Linked DNA regions of Homo sapiens: region 1 is linked to region 2. A link is an interaction called in ENCODE POLR2A ChIA-PET data of the cell type or tissue named here. Cell type or tissue: PC-9. All regions are shown on one strand. Each heading gives the region's core, and the rest is flanking DNA. Links, peaks and the distances in the headings are about the cores only.

What was found. ChIA-PET counts read pairs that join two places held together with the same protein. Peaks named below come from ENCODE experiments on the same cell type or tissue, not always from the same donor. Only the 100,000 strongest peaks of a DNase experiment are listed, where the experiment ranks them.
Region 1: POLR2A ChIA-PET joins it to region 2 with 12 read pairs; 10 of 35 experiments call an interaction of 5 or more read pairs at or near these places.

What each region holds. Positions count from the first base shown.
Region 1 is chr22:41,558,854-41,570,473 of GRCh38, forward strand. It overlaps CSDC2 (cold shock domain containing C2), which reads left to right and starts at 2,157. Exons shown (of 4, transcript NM_014460.4): 1 at 2,157-2,330. LOC105373044 (a long non-coding RNA gene) reads right to left here and starts at 2,030. Exons shown (of 2, transcript NR_134631.1): 1 at 1,867-2,030. RefSeq lists enhancers at 6,772-7,066, 6,816-7,638. In PC-9, for the core only: no CTCF peak of the experiment used is centred there; DNase peaks (open chromatin) are centred at 4,688, 5,888 and 6,838; H3K27ac peaks cover 2,054 bases.
Region 2 is chr22:41,382,994-41,394,613 of GRCh38, forward strand. It overlaps TEF (TEF transcription factor, PAR bZIP family member), which reads left to right. Exons shown (of 4, transcript NM_003216.4): 2 at 4,358-4,675; 3 at 11,103-11,323. Among named protein-coding and RNA genes, the nearest start is that of TEF, 6.9 kb to the left of the region's middle. In PC-9, for the core only: no CTCF peak of the experiment used is centred there; no DNase peak of the experiment used is centred there.

The sequences.
Region 1 (11,620 bases), core at 2,229-10,228, 180 kb after region 2:
TTGAACCCGGGAGGCAGAGGTTGCAGTAAGCTGAGATCACACCACTGCACTCCAGCCTGGGCGACAGAGTGAGACTCCGTCTCAAAAAAAAAAAAAAAAAAGAAAGATATTATTGCTGGAGGAGAGGAAGGCAAAGAAGAAAGAAGAGACGATGTTATCCCAGCACTTTGGGAGGCCAAGGTAGGAGGATCGCTTGAGGCCAGGAGTTTGAGACTAGCCTGGGCAACATAATGAGACCCCATCTCTATAAAAATTTTTTGAAAACTTAGCCAGGCATGGTGGTGCACCCCTGTAGTCCCAGCTACTCATGAGGCTGAGGCGGGAGGATCATTTGAGCCCAGGAGTTGGAAGCTGCAGTGAACTGTGATTGAGCCACTGCATTCTAGCCTGGGTAACAAAGCAAGACCCTGTTTCAAAAAAGAAAAAATAAATAAATAAAAAGGAGGAAAGAGAGAGGAGAATTTAAAGGGGAAGGGAGGCTCCTCTGGGTAGAGTTCTCAGGTGGGGCTGTGAAATAAAATCAGAACCCTGGCTGGGCGCGGTGGCTCACGTCTGTAATCCCAGCACTTTGGGAGGCTGAGGTGGGTGGATCACGAGGTCGGGAGATCGAGACCATTCTGGCCAACATAGTGAAACCCTGTCTCTACTAAAAATACAAAAAAATTAGCTGGGTGTGGTGGTGTGTGTCTGTAGTCCCAGCTACTCAGGAGGCTGAGGCAGGAGAATCGCTTGAACCCGGGAAGCGGAGGTTGCAGCGAGCTGAGATCAAGCCACTGCCCTCCAGCCTGGGCGACACAGCAATACTCTCTAAAAAAAATAATAATAATTCAGAACATCCCCAGGTAACCACAGGCAGCATTTCTCAACAGTCTCTCCTGCAGAACCAGAAACCCAGACTGTCTGAGCCTGATTGTCCTGAGAGGTTCTGGAAGGGCAGGGGCGTGTGGTGACACTGGGTGCTCCTGGGTTCCAGTACCTCTCTAGCCAGTTGGAAGAATATAGGCAAGTCAAGTCCTTCCTCCTCCCTGAGCCTCTAATTCCTCACCGGTAAAGTAGGGATGATAAAAATAAATTATTAAATTGTTGTGAGGTTTCAATGAGGGCAAAGCTTGCTGCCTGAAACAGAGCAAGCTCTTGTGGCGTCTTAGCTATTTGTATTAGTTACTTGTATTTTTCTCTGCGGTTTCCCTTTTAACTCCCACCTCCTTTTTATTTTAAAAAGACTCCTTTTGAAAATGCCAGCCTGCCTCAGTAGTACCAGGAGACACCAGGGAAAGGCTTCCTTCTTTCCAAGCTGAGGCTGAGAAGGAATGGGAAGAACGAAGAGAAGCACCTTTGTGGAGGCCTCCTCCAGCTGGCCCTGGGTTTAGGAACATCACACACTCAACCTCCAAAGGCCCTCAGGGGCTGGCCCAAGGTCACACAGCTTGACAGTGCGGAGCACTTCGAAGCCAGGGCGTGTGGTGTAGAACAGGCTGGGTGCCTGAATTCAATCAGCCCTCTCTACTTCTCTACTCAGAGCCTCCCAGGCTGTGGGGTGTTCACCTGTGCACCTTCAAGCCGATCACTTCCTTGGGGTCCTCGTCAATTCAATTCCATGGAAATATTACAAGGGGTAGACAGAGATGAGCCGTGTCAGTGTCTGTACTAGCAGAGGGCAGGACCACTGAGCGTCCGGAGGGGAGACGAGTGTCTGGGTGTCCCTGGGAACCTGGCTTGTCTCGACCCCTCTGGGGGGCTCCTCTTGGCTCTGACCTCCATTCTCCCAGACTCACCCCCACTCATGCCCACCCACCCCGAGGGGCCCCCCAGTGTGCACTCACACACTCACACTCAAACTCACCACCCCACTTGCTCTCTAATTACCAGGAACGTGGCGCTGTCTCAGGTTCTTCCTCCCCTGCATTCCTCAGCAGCTGCCCTCACTGGGCAGGGCAAATTATACCGTGGCCCGACCATAAAAGCCACTTTCCAAAAAAAGAAGCTTTAAGGCCCCCGAGAGACGCAGCTGAGCCTCTCACCTGGCAGTGCCTGACTCAGGAGGTGATGTCTGGGCCATGAGCCACAGAGCCTGGTGTCCCTTTAAGCAGGGAGTACAAATTCTCATCCCTCCCTCCTGCTCTCCCTGACGTCAGCTGGAAGGCGTGTGAGTGAGTGAGGGGCTGAGGTACCGCCCGCGCGAGCACACACAGACACACACACACACACACACACACACACACACACACATCTTCCAGACCCATCCCCTGCCTGCCAGCTCCACGAGCCAGAGAGAGACAGAGCGCGGACGCCGCAGGAGGCAGTGCCTGGACCCCAGCTGCCCAGGAGAGGTGAGGGGCTAGATGGGGCCTGAGGACACTGTGCCAGAAACTGTGGCTTTGGCCAGGCCGAAGGAGAGAGGTACAACGTGAAGGTGGGGGCTGGATCAGCCCAGTTCAGCTTACAGATAGGGTGTTGGGGGTATAGAGGATACCACCTGTCTCTCCCTCCCTCATTCTCTCCCCGTGACCCCCAAATGAGGTGAGGCCGTGTGGCTCCCGTGGGAGCATGTCTGTGTCTGTGTCTGTGTCTGTGTCTGGGACCTGCGTCTGGCTCAGGAGGCAGAGAGCAGCAGATACCTGCCAAGCCGCAGCCTCCTGTCTGGGAAGCAGCGGGAGAGAGGACCGCCTTGACCAGAGAAACCCCAGTGCCGCTTCCAGTTGCTGAAAGCAGAGTGCAGCAGGGACCCTTGCTGGTCCTTCCCCTGGAATGTTGGGCTGGGAAGGGACCGGCTGGGAAAGGCAGACAGTTGGACCTGGAGCAGCTGTCTTATCCTGACTCTATTTTTTCCCCAGTGTGATGGGGATAATTGTGTTAGTTGGCTTAGAGAGGTGGCTCCGTGTGGTTATTCTCTTCCCCCAGGTACCACCCCACCCCGAGCCCTTGCTTCTTGCCTGCCTGCTGGTCTGCTCTGACCTCCACCCTTGCCAGGGCACAGCCCCCGGAGGGCAGGGGTGATAAGTCAGGGCCTGCCAGGCCTCTATCTTGGGATACAGGGACTTAGGGTGGCCTTGGCTGGTGCCAAGCCCATGAATGGCCTGACCCTGGCACAAGGAGTCCAGGCGGAGATAAGGGGCGACGCTGGCACCCACAAGGAGACAGCAGGTTCCTGCCAAGCTGCCAGCCTGCAGGCTCTTCCCAGGGAGAGGGGAGGGGGACACAGAGCGAGAACAATAATAAATACAGAGTGTGAACTGCTGCATCCACTGGGGCTGGGGTAGGAGAGGAGGAAGTATGCCCAGTGGGGGGTGGGCAACCTCTCTGAGAGCCTGGCATCATGCTGCCTGGCTGTGATCCGGCAGGGGCCTCTCCCTGGGAAAGGGGGTCTCCAGCTTTCTGGGGGATGGGGAACTGGTTTCCCAAACCTGACTCCATCCCAGAGTCCTCTGGACCCTCCAAATTCTGAATGTTTCCTCCTCCCAGCTTTGCCCTGCCGCCCCCCATTTCCTTGAAGTCTTCTCCAAAAATGTCTGTTTTCTGTGTCTGCCCATCTTGACCCATCCTCACCCCCTTCAAAAAAAAAAAAAAAGACAGGTATAGACAGGAACTGCCTGCCCGTGTCCTGGGAAAGGCCAGAGGACAGTTTTGGCCACAGATGGCTCTCCCAGGCTTGGAGAGACATGGCTAGGCAATGTTCACGGATGCGCAGGGGGATTCCCTGAGGGGGACTTGGGGACACTCTCAGATGGCTGGTGGGGAGGGGACACCTGCCAGCCAGTCTGGAGTAGAGCCCCCTAGGGGGTAGAGGGCGCTCAGGACCTGGCTGAGCCAGTCATGTCCACGGTCACAACTGGGGCAGCCAGGACCCAGAGCCTTGTAGGAATGGGGCTTGGGGCAGTTCAGACCTTTGTCCATGCTGAGCAGCAAAATGGGAGGCTAAAAGTAGTAGGGAGCTCTTCTGCCCCACAGCCAGCAAAATGACACTCCTGGGCTGGGGGGCTGGCATGGCACACCAGAAAGCTGTGGGGTCACACTGATTGGAGTTCAAGTTCAGATGCTGTATGTATGTATGACTTTGACCAGTCTATTCCTCTCTCTAGGGGGTCTCAAAATGGGAAAGTGACTTGCCTAGGGTCGCACAGCCAAGCACAGGTGGGACTGGGGTGCGTATTTGGCTCTCCCAGTGCCGTCCTGGTTTCCCCACCACCACCCAAGCCACAGAAGCCCAAAGGCCTTAACCACAGCAGTTCCCCAGGGCAGCCTGGGCATGTGACAAGGAGGACTACAGGGTCTCTTAAATAATTAAGCTCAAGTATTGGCTGGGGCAGCCCTCATGCACAGACGCAGGCACACAGGCTGTGTGGGGGAAGGACCAGGTTTAATCAGGTCACCTCAGGCTGCAAGAGCAGTTCAGGCACTGATGTATTTTAAGGAGCATCTGGGAGGCTGGGGGAGGGGGAGGAGCCAGGGAAGTGTCAGCTCCTGCCCGGGGGTCCTGAGTTTGTTTTCTCACTCTCCCAGGGCCCACCATGCACAAGCTCCCGATGTTCGGGAAGCCCTTCCAGCGTCATCCTTGTGTTCCCCGTCCTTTCTATTTTTAAACCACCGTACCCATTCCTCCCATCTGCTCCCCTGTGATGGGGGCTTGGGGCTGGGACATTTTTATTGGGGGAGTTGTTTTTAAGCTTAGCAGAGTTGGTGAGTGACTCACCCAAGGTCATGGTCTGAGTCAGCGCAAAGCCAGAAATAAAAGCCCCAGTCCTGGCTCCCCAGGAATTCCACACCCGACTCCTCCTTCTCCAGGGGAGGGTGGGCGCCACCCTCAAGGAATGGCTGGTCTTCACCTCCCCAGACATCTCCAGAGGGCAGATATGCTGCACCTGACCTGCTGTGAGAGCTCAGCGAGGCTCTTCACCTCTCTGAGCCTCAGTTTACTCTTTAGAAGATGGGTGTACTAAGCCAGGCGCAGTGGCTCATGCCTGTAATCCCAGCACTTTGGGAGGCTGAGGCGGGCGGATCACGAGGTCGGGAGATCGAGACCATCCTGGCTAACACGGTGAAACCCCGTCTCTACTAAAAATACAAAAAAAAAAAAAGAAAAATTAACCGAGCGTGGTGGCGGGCACCTGTATTCCCAGCTACTCGGGAGGCTGAGCCAGGAGAATGGCGGGAACCTGGGAGGCGGAGCTTGCAGTGAGCCGAGATCGCACCACTGCACTCCAGCCTGGGCGACACAGCAAGACTCCATCTCAATTAAAAAAAAAAAAAAAGAAGAAGAAGAATGGGTGTACTAATGGTAGTTACTGCATCGGGTTCTTATGAGTACGAAATGAAAAAATGGGGCAAAGGGCTTGGCACATGGTCAGTATCAATAGATCACTAGATGGTGGCTGAGGCTCACATCAGGACTTCCAATGCTGCTTTTTTAAAATTATTATTGTTTTTGAGACAGAGTCTTGCTGTGTCGCCCAGGCTGGAGTGCAGTGGCGCGATCTCGGCTCACTGCAAGCTCCGTCTCCCGGGTTCACACCATCCTCCGGCCTCAGGCCTCCCCAGTGACTGGGACTACAGGTGCCTGCCACCACGCCCAGTTAATTTTTTGTATTTTTAGCAGAGACGGGGTTTCACCGTGTTAGCCAGGATGGTCTCAATCTCCTGACCTCGTGATCCACCCGCCTTAGCCTCCCAAAGTGCTGGGATTACAGGTGTGAGCCACCACTCTTGGCCCCCAAGCTGCATTTTAATAATCTGTTTCTGTTCCCCCCGCTGGACTGGGGTGCTCTAAGGACAGCTGTTGCCCCACGTTTGTTGTTCTGGTGCCTGCACTCAGTTTGATTTCATTTACATATGTGTTTTTGAAAACCTCGGAGGAGAATTGGCCTGACCTTCATTAGTCATCTGGACCAACGATGATTCACGTAGCTGAAGAGAAAGGTGAGGTCCAGAGAGGAGCAGGTGCCTGCCCCAGGTCACACAGCACTGGGTGGCTGACCAGGCTGCCTTTCCCTAATCCGCTCAGACTGAGAGGACTCATGGTCAAGAGAAGACCATACAGTCAGGCGCGGTGGCTCACACTTGTAATCCCAGCACTTTGGGAGGCCAAGGGGGTTGATCACCTGATGTCAGGAGTTCAAGATCAGCTGGCCAACATGGTGAAACTCTGTCTCTACTAAAAATACAAAAATTAGCTGGGCATGGTGGTGAGCGTCTGTGATCCCAGCTACTCGAGAGGCTGAGGCAGGAGAATCACTTGAACCCGGGAGGCAGAGGTTTCAGTGAGCCGAGATCGCGCCACTGGACTCCAGCCTGGGAGACAGAGTGAGACTCAAAAAAAAAAGGATGGGTGCGGTGGTTTACGCCTTTAATCCCAGCACTTTGGGAGGCTGAGGCAGGTGGATCACAAGATCAGGAGTTTGAGACCAGCCTGGCCAACATGGTGAAACCCCATCTCTACTAAAAATACAAAAATTAATCGGGTGTGGTGGTGCACGCCTGTAATCCCAGCTACTCAGGAGGCTAAGGAAGGAGAATTGCTTGAACCCGGGAGGCAGATGTTGCAGTGAGCCGAGATCATGCCACTGCACTCCAGCCTGGGTGACGGAGTAAGATTCCATCTCAAAAAAAAAAAAAAAAAAAAAGAGGACTATGGCCAGGCACAGTGACTCACACTGTAATCCTAGCACTTAGGGAGACTGAGGCTGCAGTGAGCCATGATGGTGCCACTGCACTCCGGCCTGGGTGACAAAGTGATACCCTGTCTCAAAAAATTAAAAAGTAAGAGAGAACCATGACAACCATTTCCTGCCCCATTCTGCATCCTTTTAGGGGAGCTGAGAATTGGAGCAGAGTCCCAGCATGGGCTGTGGTTCATCTGCCAAGAAGGCTGAGTCACCACCCAGAGTGCCCCATGACACTGCATCCAGCCTCAGGTTATCTCCAAACAGCCTGACATTTGTGTTTACTTCTAGGCCCCTTTGTCTGCAGAGTCAGTCATTTGGGGTCTGGCCTTCTGCAGGGAAATGAAGATGAGCTTGGCTCAGAGCCCAAACTCAGGGCCGGGGGACAGGGGGATGCACACTCGCCGGGGGGCCTTTGACACAGCTCTGTGGCTCCTCCCGACAACCTGGGTAGGATGTTATGATCAGCCCCATTTGACAGATGAGGGATCTGAGGCACAAAAAGGGAGAGTTGGCCGGGCGCAGTGGCTCATGCCTGAAATCCCAGCACTTTGGGAGGCCAAGGCGGGTGGATCACCTGCAGTCAGGAGTTCGAGACCAGCCTGGCCAACATGGTGAAACCCCATCTCTGATTAAAAAAAAAAAAAAAAAAAAGGCTGGGCGCAGTGGCTCACGCCTGTAATCCCAGCACTTTGGGAAGCTGAGGTGGGCGGATCATGAGGTTGGGAGATCAAGACCATCCTGGCCAACATGGTGAAACCTTGTCTGTACTAAAATACAAAAAATTAGCTGGGCGTGGTGGCACACGCCTGTAGTCCCAGCTACTCAGGAGGCTGAGGCAGAAGAATCGCTTGAACCCCACAGGCAGAGGTTGCAGTGAGCCAAGATCACGCCACTGCACTCCAGCCTGTTCACAGAGCAAGACTCCATCTAAAAAAAAAAAAAAAAAAAAAAAAAACACACAAAAATTAGCTGGGTGTGGTGGTGGGCGTCTGTAATCCCAGCCAGCTACTTGGGAGTTTGAGGCAGGAGAATCACTTGAACCTGGGAGGCAGAGGTTGCAGTGAGCCGAGATCACGCCACTGCACTCCAGCCTGAGGGACAGAGTGAGACTCTGTCTCAAAAAAAAAAAAAAAAAGGGGGAGGGTCACCGGACTCAGTGGCTCACGCCTGTAATCCCAGCACTTTGGGAGGCCGAGGCGGGCAGATCACGAGGTCAGGAGATCGAGACCACAGTGAAACCCCGTCTCTACTAAAAATACAAAAAATTAGCCGTGCGTGGTGGCAGGCGCCTGTAATCCCAGCTACTCGGGAGGCTGAGGCAGGAGAAAGGCGTGAACCCGGGAGGCGGAGCTTGCAGTGAGCCAAGATCGCGCCACTGCACTCCAGCCTGGGCGACAGAGCGATCCTCCGTCTCAAAAAAAAAAAAAAAAAGGGAGGGTCACAAAACTGGGTTGCAGTGGAACAAGGATTTAAACTCAGGCAGTCTGGGTCTCAGGCTGCCCTCTTACCTGACTGCTCGTTCTGAAGGGCATTATTCCTGGCAGGAGATGGCCCCAGAAGGACACACGAAATCCCCCTGGAGCTGGCCTTTAGCTCTGTTTGAGTGGAAACAAATGTTCTAGAAACATATCAGTTTCTCTGCTCTTGGGGGAGTTTATTTTCCCATTTAGTTTCTCAGGGAAAGTTCTTTTGGAAAAACTCCAGCCTCATCTTGGCTGAACCAGGAACAGAATTTATATTCACAGGAAGAGCACTGGTTTACTGTTAGACAGATCTGGGACTCTGTCACCTGCTGTGTGACTTTGGGCAAGTCACTCAACCTCTCTGAGCCTCAGCTATCTCATCTGTAAAATGGAAAAATTGTAATTTCAACTCTATAGGGTAACTGGGAGGTTGAAACGTAGAAAATAATTTCTGTAAAGACTTTTGCACAGTACATGGCATTCAGCCAATGAAAGCCTCATTTTCACTTGCCCTCTTTGGCAGCAATGCTCTGGAGAGGGGGTCTGAACTGGAGGGTTGCTCCGTATCTCCATCTTCCCTTCTCTCTGGTCTCTCGGGCTGCTGGGCATTGTACAGCTCCTCCAAGCCCACGCCCTGGCAGGGCCCAGAGAGGGAAAGGCCCTGTACCAGCTCACACAGTAGGTCAATAGCAATACAGAGCCTGGACACAGGACTCCTGCCTTCCCACTGGAAGGCTCCAGATCATACTGATTCAAATTCTGGCTCAGACTTTGATTGGTGTGTGTCCTTGAGTGAGTGATTTAACCTCTTTGAGCCTCGATTTTCTTGTCTACAAAGTGGGGTAATAATAGCACCAGCCTTGAAGAGCAGTTGCAGGAATTAAATAAAACAAGAGACTGTGGAGCTTTGAGGGGTGGGCGATCCTTAGGGAAGAAGAGAGGATGAAAGTGAATGGTGGGCTTGGCCCAGCTCGGCTGGGTCTCTCCTTCCCCCACTCCCTCTTCCCTCAACACCCAATTCCACAGCCTTGTCTAGGAGGGGCAGGCTCTCGCCCAGCGCCCAGCGCCTACTCAGTGCTTCCCACATCCCACCTCAATTCTCATTTCATCCTCAAAAGAGCCCTTGGAGGAGAGAGTCTTTTTTTTCTCTCTCCCTCTCTTTTTTTTGAGACTGGGTCTTGCTCTGTCGCCCAGGCTGTAGTGCAGTAGCTTGATTACCACTCACTGCAGCCTTGACCTCCTGGGCTCAAGCAGTCCTCCCACCTTAGCCTCCTGAGTAGCTGGGACCACAGGCATGCACCACTACACCCAGCTAATTTTTTTTTTAAGACAGTGTCTAACTTTGTCCCCCAGGCTGCACTGCAGAGGCGTGATCTCCGCTCTCTGCAGCCTCGACCTCCTGGGTTCAAGCAATCCTGCTGCCTCAGATGCCCAAGTAGCTGGGACTACAGGTGCGCCACCGCCATGCCTAGCTAATTTTTGTAATTTTTATAGACACAAGCTTTCACCATGTTGCCCCAGCTGGTCTTAAGCTCCTGGGCTTAAAAGATCCTCCTGCCTTGGCCTCCCAAAGTGCTGGGATTATTGGCGTAAGCCACCTTGCCTGTTGGAGGAGGAATTCTTGTGATCCCCATTTCCCAGATAAGGAAACTGAGGCTGCAATGGGCGACAGGGGAGAAGCCTGTTCTCTCTGCCTTGTGGAAGCTGCCTGTCTCCTGCCCCTGCCTGAGCTCTTGCCCTGAGGCCAACTCGCTGCCTCCTCTTGGTCCTGTCTTTGCTGTGGCTCTTCTGCCTCCCTTCTGCTCTCTGGTCTCTCTGCCACCTGAGAGCCCATCATGGGGAGGCTGCCCTCGACCCTGGCCCAGAATCATCAGTGGGTTCTTCCCCCATCCCTGCAGCCCACTTAGCATGAGGCCCTGGAGCCGCACAGTCACTTGGGTGGGAGGTCTGGCTGGCCAGAGCAGGCCCCAGCTCAGCCGCGTCTCCCTGGTAACCACCATGAGCTGCATCTCCCCCTCTCCATCCTCCTCTTCCCTCCCTGCCCCTCCATGGCCTCCCAGCACTGGCTGTCACTGCCAAGCACAATACCAGGCCTGGGAAAACTGCAGTTGGGAGGCCAGGACCGCCCTGCTCCCTAGAGAGAGGGAGGCAGGGCCTCTGTCCCCATCGCCTGCCAACCCTCACCCAGGTGGGGCAGGTGGCACTCAAGGAGTGCACTGCAGGGCGTCTGGTGCTTCCCAGCTGTGTCATCTTGGGTAACTTTGCTGCCCCGTCTTCTTTTTTTTGGTAACAGCTTTACTGAGATATCGTTCATATACCATAAAATTCACCTGCTTAAGGCGTTCAGTTCAGTTGTTTTTAGTACATTCACAGAGTTGTGCAGCCATCACCACAGCCAATTATAGAACATTTCCATTCCCCAAAAAGAAACGTTCTACCCATTGGCAGCCCTCCCCTCTCCCTCCTTCCCAGCCCTGGTGACCACCAGTGGACTCCCTGTCTATGAGGATTTGCCTCAGAGATGGAATCATGCCCTCTGTGTTTTTGGGACTGGCTTCTTCTCTGTGACCTTGCAAACATTCTCGCATAATGTGTGCAGGGTTCATCTAGGGTGTAGCGTGAATCAGTATTTCTTCTTTTCTTTTTCTTATGGCCAAGTGCTAGTCTACCATGTGTCTAGACCATAATTTATTATCCATTCATCTGCTGATGGGCTCGGGCTGTTTTCACTTGTTGGCTGTTGTGAATGAGCACTGGTGTGACCATTCATGAACATTTATGTCCAAGTGTTTGTGTGGTTGCTTTTTTTTTTTTTTTTTTTTTTGACAGAGTCTGGGTCAGTCACCCACCCTGGAGTGCAATGGTGTGGTCTTGGCTTGCTGCAACCTCTGCCTCCCGGGTTGAAGCAATTCTCATGCCTCAGCCTTCTGAGTAGCTGGGACTACAGGTGGATGCCATCACACCCGATTAATTTTTGTATTTTTAGGAGAGACGGGGTTTCACCATGTTGGCCAGGCTGGTCTCGAACTCCTGACCTCAAGTGATCTGCCCACCTTGGCCTCCCAAAGTGCTGGGATTACAGGTGTGCGCCACCACACCCGGCTGTTTGTGTGGTTGCTTCTTGAAGCTTCCGTATTCTTCTCTCTAAAATGAGGATAATGGGTGAAAAGGCCAAACCTGGTTTGCCCTGCCAACCTGGCATGAGCTTAGACAGAAAAGCCCCACTTCAGCCTTTTCAGGGTTGAGGGTCTGTGAGGCAAGCCAAGCCCGGGGCTCCAGTGCCTTCCTGACTGGAGGGGGAGGGTTTTGGGAGGAGGGAGGATACTACTCCACCTCCACCCCTAGGCATGGCAGAGCCAGCTCAGCATCTTGGTTCAGAAAAATTCCACTTGCTGTATAATCTTGAGCAGAGGCCAGAAGACCTGCTCCAGTGGACTCCTGGACTCATCCAGGCCTGCCATGCAGGGTGTTCAGGCTTTCTGAGCTCTGGACTCCAAG
Region 2 (11,620 bases), core at 1,760-9,759:
GCCTTGTTTTTCGCCCTGGGAGATGGGGTGCAGGGAGCAGCAGGAGGGCCGCCTGTGGTGGGGTTGTGGGTGCACTGAGGTATACTTTGAGTGTGAGACCTTTGCATTTCCAAGAGCCATCAGTTATTCAGGGTTTGGGAAAGGGATAGGCCTTCGAGAGTTGTCTGGCCTGGGGAATGGATTTTCCTTTTTAAAATGCCATTTCTCTTCCTTTCCTGGGTGTATGCTGAGGCTCCCATCCCTGTGGCTGTCACTGTTGAGTTATAAATAGCTTCAGCACATCAGGTGAGGCCAGCCTCTCTCCTCCTGCTTTGGGACCTCATGTGCACAAACCCTTTTGTTTGTTTTTGAGACGGTGCTTTGTTCCAAATCTGGGGCTGAGACAAGCTGCAGGGACAGGTGTACACATCTGACAGTTTCTTGTTTGAAATTACCAGGTAATAACCATCCATAACAAGAATTCTACCCGATATTCGTAGAGTGCTCGCAAAGCACGCTGACATCATCTTATTTCATTAACAGTCCTAGAGGGTATTCTCCCCTCTTCCCAGATGAGGAAAATTGAGGCTCAGGGAGGTGAGGGTGCTTCCTCAAGGTCACACAGCTATAACTTTTGACCCTCAGTTTGGTGCTCTTTCTACTGTATCATGCTGGCAGCCACTGTTGCATGACCTGAGTGATGGACTAGTCCTTTATCTCTTACAATTTAAAATTCCACCTTACAAAAACACTGATTTAAAGTATCCTTTATTGCTTAGGCCAGGCAAAACCTGGAACTTATTGTTGCCTGTCTTTCACTATGGCTGCTTTTCTATCTCCTGCCTTCTCCTGCCTCCTTTGATCCCAAATGACCCCACCCGACATGGGTCACAGTCATTTCTGAACAGAGTGAGGAGTCCAGATCTCAAGGGAGGAGAGCAGGAAGGCCATCTGGCCCACCCAGCCCACCAAGGCTTGACTTTCTTACTTCTCAGTTGGTTTTAAACCAAAGCCTGGTATAGAAAGCAGTTGCAGGAATTCAGATTAATTTGTATTAGAAAGCCATGACCAAGTTGTTTGTCAAAACCTCCACCTTCTTAACTCACTGGGTGTGTTCATTTTTATTGGACCAACAAGCTGCTATTTGGTCTGGGAGTCCATGTGTGGCTGGTTTATTTCCAACTTAATCATATTTGATTTCTCCTTTTCACTTATAAATCCAGAGTTCAAAATTGTCTCCCTCAATTTTGAAAACCCATCATGAGCTTGTCATGATTTTATCTCCCACTTCCCTGATTAGCCTCCCTGTCACTTTGATTTCCTTCCAACCTTGTCACATTGCTCTCTTCTCTTTTTTTAATTGCCCTCTCTTGGATATCCACATGTGTAACTTTGTGACTGAGACAATTGGGTAGATCCAGTCCCCACTAATTGATTAGTTTTCCTTTGAATAGGAGCAGTCTTTCTTCTTCAACTCCACCCCTCTCCTTCCTCCCAGAAAACCTGCCTTCAGTCTTTTCTGCTTATTCAGGAATAAAGGTCTCTTGAAATGGTTGCTCTGAAAAGGGTCCTGAAAAGACAGCTCCAGGCCCTTTCTAATAAACCTAACCTGAATCTGTTTGCAAATCCAATATTCTACAGTTAGTATATATATTTTCCCATAGTCCACCGTCTGCCTACCCCTTGTTGGGCCCTTGAGATCTGGAAATAAATCAGTTCATACTTTCAGTGAGCCCACAGTAACAATGATGCCTACAGTGTGCCAGGAACACTGTAAAGACACTTTTTTTTTCTTTCGAGACAGACTTTCGCCCTCGTTGTCCAGGCTGGAGTGTAGTGGTACAGTCTCGTCTCATTACAAACCTCCGCCTCCAAGGTTCAAGCAATTCTCCTGCCTCAGCCTCCCAAGTAGCTGGGATTACAGGCATGCACCACTATTCCTGACTGATTTTTTGTATTTTTAGTAGAGACGGGGTTTCACCATGTTGGTCAGACTGGTCTCAAACTCCTGACCTCAGGTGATTTGCCCGCCTCGGACTCCCAAAGTGCTAGGATACAGGCGTGATCCCACTGCGCATGGCTGTAAAGACACTTTCAAATGTTATCTCTGGCCAGGCCCTGTGGCTTATGCCTGTAATCCCAGCACTTTGGGAGGCCAAGGTGGATGGATCACCTGAGGTCGGGAGTTCAAGACAAGCCTGACCAACATGGAGAAACCCTGTCTCTACTAAAACAAAATTAGCCGGGCATGGTAGCGCATGCCTGTAATCCCAGCTACTTGGGAGGCTGAGGCAGGAGAATCGCTTGAACACGGGAGGCGAAGGTTGTGGTGAGCTGAGACCGCGCCATTGCACTCCAGTCTGGGCAACAAGAGCGAAACTCCTTCTCATAAAAAAAAAAAAGTTATTTCTAATCTTCACCAAAGAAACATCTTTATCCTTATGTACAGTGGAGGATACCAAGGCTCAGAGAGGTTAAGTAACATGGCTAAGGTCACACATCAAACAGCAAGTGGCAAAAATGGGACTCCTCCCTGGGCTGGGTTGCTGTGGAGAAGCATAACTGGAGGGAACAGGACAGGGGAACACAGAAGTTCTTGGCCTGAAGATCTCAGCCCTTTCTAAGCTAAGGTATCAGGAAAGGTCAGAGACTCCATTTCCCTCCTTGTAGTCTCTCTCCTGCAGATGCTAATCCTACAGCCTATTCTGTTTTTGTTTTTGTTTTTTTGTGACGGAGTTTCACTCTTTGTGGCCCAGACTTGGGGTACAGTGGCATGATCTTGGCTCACTGCAACCTCTGCCTGTCAGGTTCAAGTGATTCTCCTGTCTCAGCCTCCTGAGTAGCTGGGATTACAGGCGCCCACCACCACACCCAACTAATTTTTGTATTTTTAGTAAAGACAGGGTTTCACCATGTTGGCCAGGCTGGTCTCAAACTCCTGACCTCAGGTGATCCACCCGCCTCAGCCTCCCAAAGTGCTGGGATTACAGGTGTGAGCCACCGCCCCCGGTACCTGGCTAATTTTTGTATTTTTAGGAGAGACAGGGTTTCATCATGTTGGCCTGGCTGGTCTCAAACTCCTGACCTCGGGATCCACTCGCCTGGGCCTCTCAAAGTACTGGGATTGCAATCCTGACCCCCCCGCACCTGGCCAGTGCTACAGGCTATTCTGAATTAACCCTGTGGCCAGGTGCAGTGGCTCACGCCTGTAATCCCATCACTTTGGGAGGCCAAGGCAGGTGGATCACCTGAGGTCAGAAGTTCGAAACCAGTCTGGCCAACATGTTGAAACCCCAGTCTCTACTAAATACAAAAAAAATTAATCAGGCGTGGTGCCGCATGCCTATAATCCCAGCTACTTGGGAGGCTGAGGCAGGAGAATCGCTTGAACCAGGGAGGCGGAGGTTGCAGTGAGCCTAGATTGTGCCATTGCACTCCAGCCTGGGCAACAGAGCGAAGCTCCATCTCAAAAAAAAAAATAAAACAGGCTGGGCGTGGTGGCTCATGCCTGTAATCCCAGTACTTTGGGAGGCTGAGGCGGGTGGATCACCTGAGGTCAGGAGTTTGAGACCAGTCTGGCCAACATGGTGAAACTCCGTCTCTACTAAAAATACAAAAAATTAGCTGGTCATGGTGGCAGGCTCCTGTAATCCCAGTTTACTGGGGAGACTGAGACAGGAGAATTGCTTGAACCCAGGAGGCAGAGGTTGCAGTGAGCCAAGATTGCGCCATTGTAAGCCAGCCGAAGCAACAAAAGTGAAACTCTGTCTCAAATAAATAAATAAAATAAAATAAAACAGGCCAGGCATAGTGGCTCATGCCTGTAATCCCAGCACTTTGGTGGGTGGATCACCTGAGCTCAGGAGTTCGAGACCAGCCTGGCCAACATAGTAAAACCCCATCTCTACTAAAAATACAAAAAATAGCTGGGCATGGTGGTGCGTACCTGTAATCCCAGCTACTCGGGAGTCTGAGGCACAAGAATCGCTTGAACCCAGGAGGTGGAGGTTGCAGCGAGCCGAAATTGGGTCACTGCACTCCAGCCTGGGCGACGAGCAAAATACTGTCTCAAAATAATAAAAACTAAAATAAAATTAAATAATGAATTAACCCTATGACCGCTTAAGGTCTCAGAGTATGTGGTAAGCCTTCTGGGAAGGCCAGGCATGGATGAGGATGGGATGCCGTGTCTAAAGGAAAACAGCCGGCCTGGTTCAAGTGCGAGATTCGAACTGGAGAATAGAGTAGGTTCTTGAAATGCATGGGTTGGAATCGGGGCTCTGAGAAAGATGGGCCAGGCCTGTGAGGCTCACTGCCCACTTCCTGGGATTGAGTTACTCTCCTGTGTGGTATTTCATCGCAGATTTTGTTTCTGCAGATAAGGAAAAGGGGAAGGAAAAGCTGGAGGAGGACGAGGCCGCAGCCGCCAGCACCATGGCTGTCTCAGCCTCCCTCATGCCACCCATCTGGGACAAGACCATCCCATATGATGGCGAATCTTTCCACCTGGAGTACATGGACCTGGATGAGTTCCTGCTGGAGAATGGCATCCCCGCCAGCCCCACCCACCTGGCCCACAACCTGCTGCTGCCTGTAGCAGAGCTAGAAGGGAAGGAGTCTGCCAGCTCTTCCACAGCATCCCCACCATCCTCCTCCACTGCCATCTTTCAGCCCTCTGAAACCGTGTCCAGCACAGGTTGGTGAAAGGCCATCGAGGAGGGCCACCTGTCCCATCCAGGGAAGTCCATTTCCCACTGAGGGCTGCTTGTGTCCATGTACCCAGTGAGTCCCTTCTCTGAGGGGAGGTCCTGGTGGGGCTGCAGTGTGGAGAAACTCTTCACTCCCCACCCTTCCACACAGTTCCCCGAGGCTGGAGATAAAAATAGTGGTCATGTCACTGGCAGTTGGAACCCTTCTGTTGGTTGCTGTGCTGCAAACAGTCAGGACAGGACCTTCCAGGCCACGGCATTACAGGATAGAAATCCCATTCTGCATTTCCTCAATGCTGCTCTTTTTTTTTTTTTTTTTTTTTTTTTTTTTTTTGAGAAGGAGTCTCGCTCTGTTGCCCAGGCTGGAGTGCAGTGGAGCAATCTCGGCTCACTGCCACCTCCACCTCCTGGGTTCAATCAATTCTCTGCCTCAGCCTCCTGAGTAGCTGGGATTACAGGCACCAGCCACCACGCCTGGCTAATTTTTTTATTTTTTAGTAGAGACAGAGTTTCATCATGTTGGCCAGGCTGGTCTCGAACTCCTAACCTCTGGTGATCTGCCCGCCTCAGCCTCCCAAAGTGCTGGGATTACAGGCGTAAGCTACCACGCACAGCCTTAATTTTTGTATTTTTAGTAGAGACGGGGTTTTGCCATATTTGTCAGGCTGGTCTTGGCTCACTGCAACCTCCATCTCCCGGATTGAAGCGATTTTTATTTTTAGTAGAGATGGGGTTTTGCCATATTTGTCAGGCTGGTCTTGAACTCCTGACCTCAGGTGATCGACCTACGTTGGCCTCCCAAAGTGGGGAATGCTTTCTTTGTGCCAGGGCATAAGCACTATTCAAGTGCTACCTCCATTACCTACTAGCCTGGGCAACAGAGTGAGACGCCATCTCAAAAAAAAAAAAAAAAGAAAGCATTCCCACCACCTGGCCAGGACAAACATCATCTTCAGAGTCTGTCCTTATTCCTCCTCCTTTTACATTTTATCTCTGGGGGTTTGTTTTCATGCTCCTTGGACACGAACCTACCAAAGGAGACATGGCTCCTGTTGCAGGGGTTCTGCAAAGCTTTCTGCAGTCTCTGAGGCATACAGGCTGATAGCTCCTGCCAGTCGGTATGTCACCCCAGGAATCCACACCCAATAAGTTCTCATACTCTATTTTTTTTTCTTTTTATTGTGGAAATTTTTTCAAACAAAATACAAAAGTAAGAGACGACTATAATGAACCTCTATGTAACCGTCACCCAGCTTCAACAATTCTCAACTCAGAAGCAGTTATTTTCAATCAAATTATAAGTATTTCAATATGTATCTAAAATATAAGGGTTCTTTTAAAAAAAACATAACGAAAATACTAGTTTTACATCTAAAGTTGACAATAAATCCATCAACATTCAGATTTCCAAAGTTGTCTCATAAATGGTATTTTACAGGCCGGGCGCAGTGGCTCACGTCTGTAATCCCAGCACTTTGGGAGGCCGAGGTGGGTGGATCACGAGGTCAGGAGATTGAGACCATCCTGGTTAACACGGTGAAACCCCATCTCTACTAAAAAGTACAAAAAATTAGCCGGGTGTGGTGGCGGGTGCCTATAGTGCCAACTACTCGGGAGGCTGAGGCAGGAGAATGGCGTGAACCCAGGAGGCAGAGCTTGCAGTGAACCGAGATTGCACCACTGCACTCCAGCCTGGGCGACAGAGCAAGACTCCATCTCAAAGAAAAAAAAAGATCGAGACCATCCTGGCCAACATGGTGAAACCTCGACTCTACTAAAAATACAAAAATTAGCTGGGCATGGTGGTGCGTGTCTGTAATCCCAGCTACTTGGAGGCTGAGGCAGGAAAATCGCTTGAACCCGGGAGGCGGAGGTTGCAGTGAGCCGAGATGGCGCCACTGCACTCCAGCCTGGTGACAGAGCAAGACTCCATCTCAAAATAAATAAATAAAAGTTTTTTTTTTTTTTCTGTAGAGTCAGGGTATCACTGTGTTGCCCTGGCTGGTTTCAAATTCATGGCCTCAAACAGTCCTCCCACCTGGGCCTCCCGAAGTGTTGGTTGAAATTACAGGCATGAGCCACTACACCCAGCCGCTTTGTTAAGTTTCATTGCTGAATAGTAGTCAATTGTACTAACGTACCACAGCTTATCCATTTAACCGTTGAAGGACATTCTGATTTTGGTTATGAATAATGCTGCCATGAACATTCATGTGCATGTCTTTTTTTTTTTTTGAGACGGAGTCTTGCTTTTGTCGCCCAGGCTGGAGTGCAGTGGCGGGGTCTCAGCTCACTGCAACCTCCGCCTCCTGGGTTTAAGCGATTCTCCTGCCTCAGCCTCCCAGGTAGCTGGTATTACAGGTGTGCGCCACCACTCCTGGCTTATTTTTGTAGAGATGGGGTTTTGCCATGTTGGCCAGGTTGGTCTCAAACTCCTGACCTCAGGTGATCCACCTGCCTCACCTTCCAAAGTTCTGGGATTACAAGTGTGAGCCACTGTGCCTGGCCCATCTACATGTTTTTTGGTAAATATATATATGCGTTTCTTTTGGGCATTTGCTTAGGAAGAGAATGGCTAGGTCATTGGACATGCATATGTTCAGTTTGTGTAGACCCTGCCAAATAGCGTACAAAGTTGTTATATCCATTTGTACTCACACCAGCAGGGCATTGGAGTTCCATTGTCAGCCTTTGATTTTGACATCTTTTGTAATGGTGGACCTATGAGAGAATTATATTTCAGGCAAGTTACCAACAGATCTATTCCCTTTCCCTCTTCTTCCAGCAAAGTCATTTTAAGGTCTCATTGTCATCTTTTTTTTTTTTTTTTTTTTTTTTTGAGATGGAGTCTCACTCTGTCACCCAGACTGGAGTGCAGTGGTGCGATCTCGGCTCCCGCAACCTCCGCCTCGCAGGTTCAAGTTCTCCTGCCTCAGCCTCCTGAGTAGCTGGGAATACAGGCGCCCACCACCACACCTGGCTAATTTTTGTATTTTCAGTAGAGACAGGGTTTCACCGTGTTGGCCAGGCTGGTCTTGAACTCCTCACCTCAGGTGATCCACCTGCCTCGGAAAGTGCTGGGATTACAGGCGTGAGCCACTGCGCTCAGCCCTCATTGTCATTTTCTAGAATTTGTTCATAGAGGTATCCATGGGGAAATGAGAATTCCTCAAAATCTTGTCCCCAGGCCTCTTTGCAAATTTTCCCCTTTTGTTTCCTGCGGCTTTCTCTTATCCTGTCCCTGAAACTTAACCACATCTTGCCACTTGGTTGTTGCTGAAGGGCACCCAGGCATGGCGTCACTTTGAACAACATTCTCATGTGGTAGGTACCTGAGCTGCTTGTCTTGCAGGTACTAGGTTTGGCATGCCCGAAACTGCCTACAGTTACCATGTGGGTCCCTGGTCATTCACTCCTCTGACACTCAGATGTCTCTGTAATTAACCCCTGTCTAATAGGATACAATGAATTTATGTGCATAATCCAATTAAAGCCTAAGTCTGATCATGCCACACCTCTGCCCAGAGCCCTCCAGGTGTTCTATCTCAGGATAAAAGTCAGAATCAGCAGCACCATTGACATTTAGACCAGATGATTTTTTGTTGGGGTTGGAGGCGTGACTGACCTATGCATTGCAGGATCTTCTTTTCTTTTTTTTTTTTTTAAGACAGTCTTATTCTGTCACCCAGGCTGGAGTGCAGTGGTGTGATCTCAGCTCGCTGCGACCTCTGCCTCCCGGGTTCAAGCGAGTCTCCTGCCTCAGCCCCCTGAGTAGCTGGGATAACAGGCACGGCCGGCTACTTTTTGTATTTTTAGTAGAGACGGGGTTTCATCGTATTGGTCAGGCTGGTCTCGAACTCCTGACCTCAGGTGATCCACCCACCTCAGCCTCTCAAAGTGCCGGGATTACAGGCATGAGCCACCACACCAGGCCGGCATCTGACTTTTTTTTTTTTTTTTGAGAGGGAGTCTCACTCTGTCGCCAGGCTGGAGTGCAGTGGCACCATCTTGGCTCACTGCAATCTCTGCCTACTGGGTTTAAGCAATTCTCCTGCCTCAGTCTCCTGAGTAGCTGGGACTACAGGCGCATGCCATCACGCCCAGCTAATTTTCGTATTTTTAGTAGAGACGGGGTTTCACCATGTTGGCCAGGATGGTCTCGATCTCTTGACCTCGTGATCCACACGCCTCGGCCTCCCAGAGTGCTGAGATTACAGGTGTGCACCACCACGCCTGGCCCATCTGACATTTTTATATATCGTTTGTATTTATCTTGTGTAATGCAGCTTTCCCCACTAGAATAACATTTCATGCAGGCAGGGATTTTTAGCTGTTTGTTAACTGTTTTGTCTTTGCCAGGACAGAACCTGGCATATAACAGGTATTCAATAAGTATCTGTTGACTGAATAATTATTTTGTATACTCCTATCAGTAGCATTGAATGAGCTGGCCAAAGGTATAGTTTTTCTTAATATAACTCTTATCTCTAATAACACACAACCTTAGAATTCTAGAGGTGGTTTTAACCCAATCGGTGTCCACTATTAAATGGCAGCCAGGTGGGGCAGGGAAGAACAAGGAATCAGCCAGCCAGACTAAGTTTCAAATTTTAGTTCAATTGCTTATCATCTGTGTGACTCTGGGAAAACCATTTTATTTCTCTGAGCGTTAGTTTCTTCATCTGTAAACTAGTTGTCATAAGACTAAATGGGGCCGGGCGCAGTGGCTCACACCTGTAATCCCAGCACTTTGGGAGGCCGAGGCAGGTGGATCACCAAGTCAGGAGATTGAGACCATCCTGGCCAACATAGTGAAACCCCGTCTCTACTAAAAATACAAAAATTAGCCGAGCATGGTAGTGGGCGCCAGTAGTCCCAGCTACTTGGGAGGCTGAGGCAGGAGAATAGCTTGAACCCAGGAGGTCAAGGTTGCAGTGAGCTGAGATCACGCCACTACACTCCACCCTGGGAAACAGAGTGAGACTCTTCAAAAAAAAAAAAAAAAAAAAAAAAGACTAAGTGACTAGATGGCACAGTAACAGACATGTCTCAGGGACTCAAAAGTGGAACCCGGGCTGGACGTGGTGGCTCACACCTGTAATCCCAGCATTTTGGGAGGCCGAGGCGGGTGGATCACTTGAGCTCAGCAGTTCAAGACCAGCCTGGCCAACATGGTGAAACCCTGTCTCTACTAAAAATACAAAAACTAGCCAGGCGTGGTGGCTTATGCCTGTTGTCTCCACTACTCGGGAGGCTGAGTCGGGAATCGGTTGAACCCGGGAAGTGGAGGCTGCAGTGAGCCAAGATTGCACCAGTGCACTCTACCCTGAGTGACAGAGCAAGACTCAGTCTCAAAAGAAAAAGAAAAGTGGAGCCTGGCCAGGTGCAGTGGCTCACACCTGTAATCCCAGCACTTTCAGAGGCTGAAGCAGGAAGATCACTTGAGCCTAGGAGTTTGAGACCAGCCCTGGCAACATAATGAAACCCTGTCTCTAAAAAATAAAAAAAAATTAGCCAGGCGTGTTGGTGTGCATCCGCGGTCCCAGCTACTCAGGAGGCTGAGGCAAGAGGATCACTCCAGCCCAGAAGGTCGAGGGTGCAGTGAGCCATGATCATACCACTATACTCCAGCCTAGGTGACAGAGCAAGACCCTGTCTCAAAAAAAAAAAAAAAAAATTGGAACCCATTTCCATTCTTCAGTCTGTGTCTGCCTGGAGAGACACAGCTGTTTCTCATTACTGGAGATCTTGAAATCACAGGAAGTTAAGGGAATATAAAAATTTAATGTTTTAGGCTGGGCGCAGTGGCTCATGCCTGTAATCCCAGCACTTTGGGAGGCCAAGGCAGGCGGATCACAAGGTCAGGAGATCAAGACCATCCTGGCTAACACAGTAAAACCTCATCTCTACTAAAAATACAAAAAAATTAGCCAGGCTTGGTGGCGGGCACCTGCGGTGGCAGGCGCCTGTAGTCCCAGCTACTCAGGAGGCTGAGGCAGGAGAGTGGCATGAACCCGGGAGGCGGAGCTTGCAATGAGCCGAGATTGCGCCACTGCACTCCAGCCTGGGCGACAGAGCAAGACTCCCATCTCAAAAAAAAAAAAAAAAAAAAATTAATGTTTTGCTTAACATTTCTGGAGGGGGTGGAAACAATTGGAAAACCCTGTCTTTTTCTAGGGCTTCTGTTTCCTTTTGAGCATTCTGTTCCTGAAGGAAAGAATTCTTTGAATGTTTGTGTTGTGGAATTGAACCGTGTGCCAGTCTGGCTTAGGGGCTGGTACTGTTGGGGTTTTCTTCTCCCCAGGCGGCAGTGGCTTATGCAGCCTTGAGGTTCAACCAGGTGTCTGGGTGTGTGGCGTGGGTCTTCTCTGTCCAGTGGGCTGCTTCGGGACCACCTGTCTCTGTGTCTTTTAGAATCTTCCCTGGAGAAGGAGAGGGAGACTCCCAGTCCCATCGACCCCAATTGTGTGGAAGTGGATGTGAACTTCAATCCGGACCCCGCCGACCTGGTGCTCTCCAGTGTGCCAGGCGGGGAGCTCTTCAACCCTCGGAAGCACAAGTTTGCTGAGGAGGACCTGAAGCCCCAGCCTATGATCAAAAAGGCCAAGAAGGTCTTTGTCCCCGACGAGCAGAAGGTAACCTGGTATTCCTTATAAATAAAGATGCAGCGTTGGTTCAAGGGCCTAGGGGATATGGCTCCTCGCATTTGATTTTATCTGGAGAGCCTTCCCTCCTTGTGACACCATTTGGAAAGACATGAGTTTAGTGCTTAAAGCCATATCCTTCAGCAGTTTGGTAGAAAGAAAGGGAGTCATGTGGCATTTGGCCCCAGTGTGACTCCCTGTAGTTTCTCTCCTTCCCCGGGCCATCGGCTGTGTTGATGTTCCTGCCTCCCTGGCTGTAGCCCAGCCACTGGGCAAGAGCTCACTAGG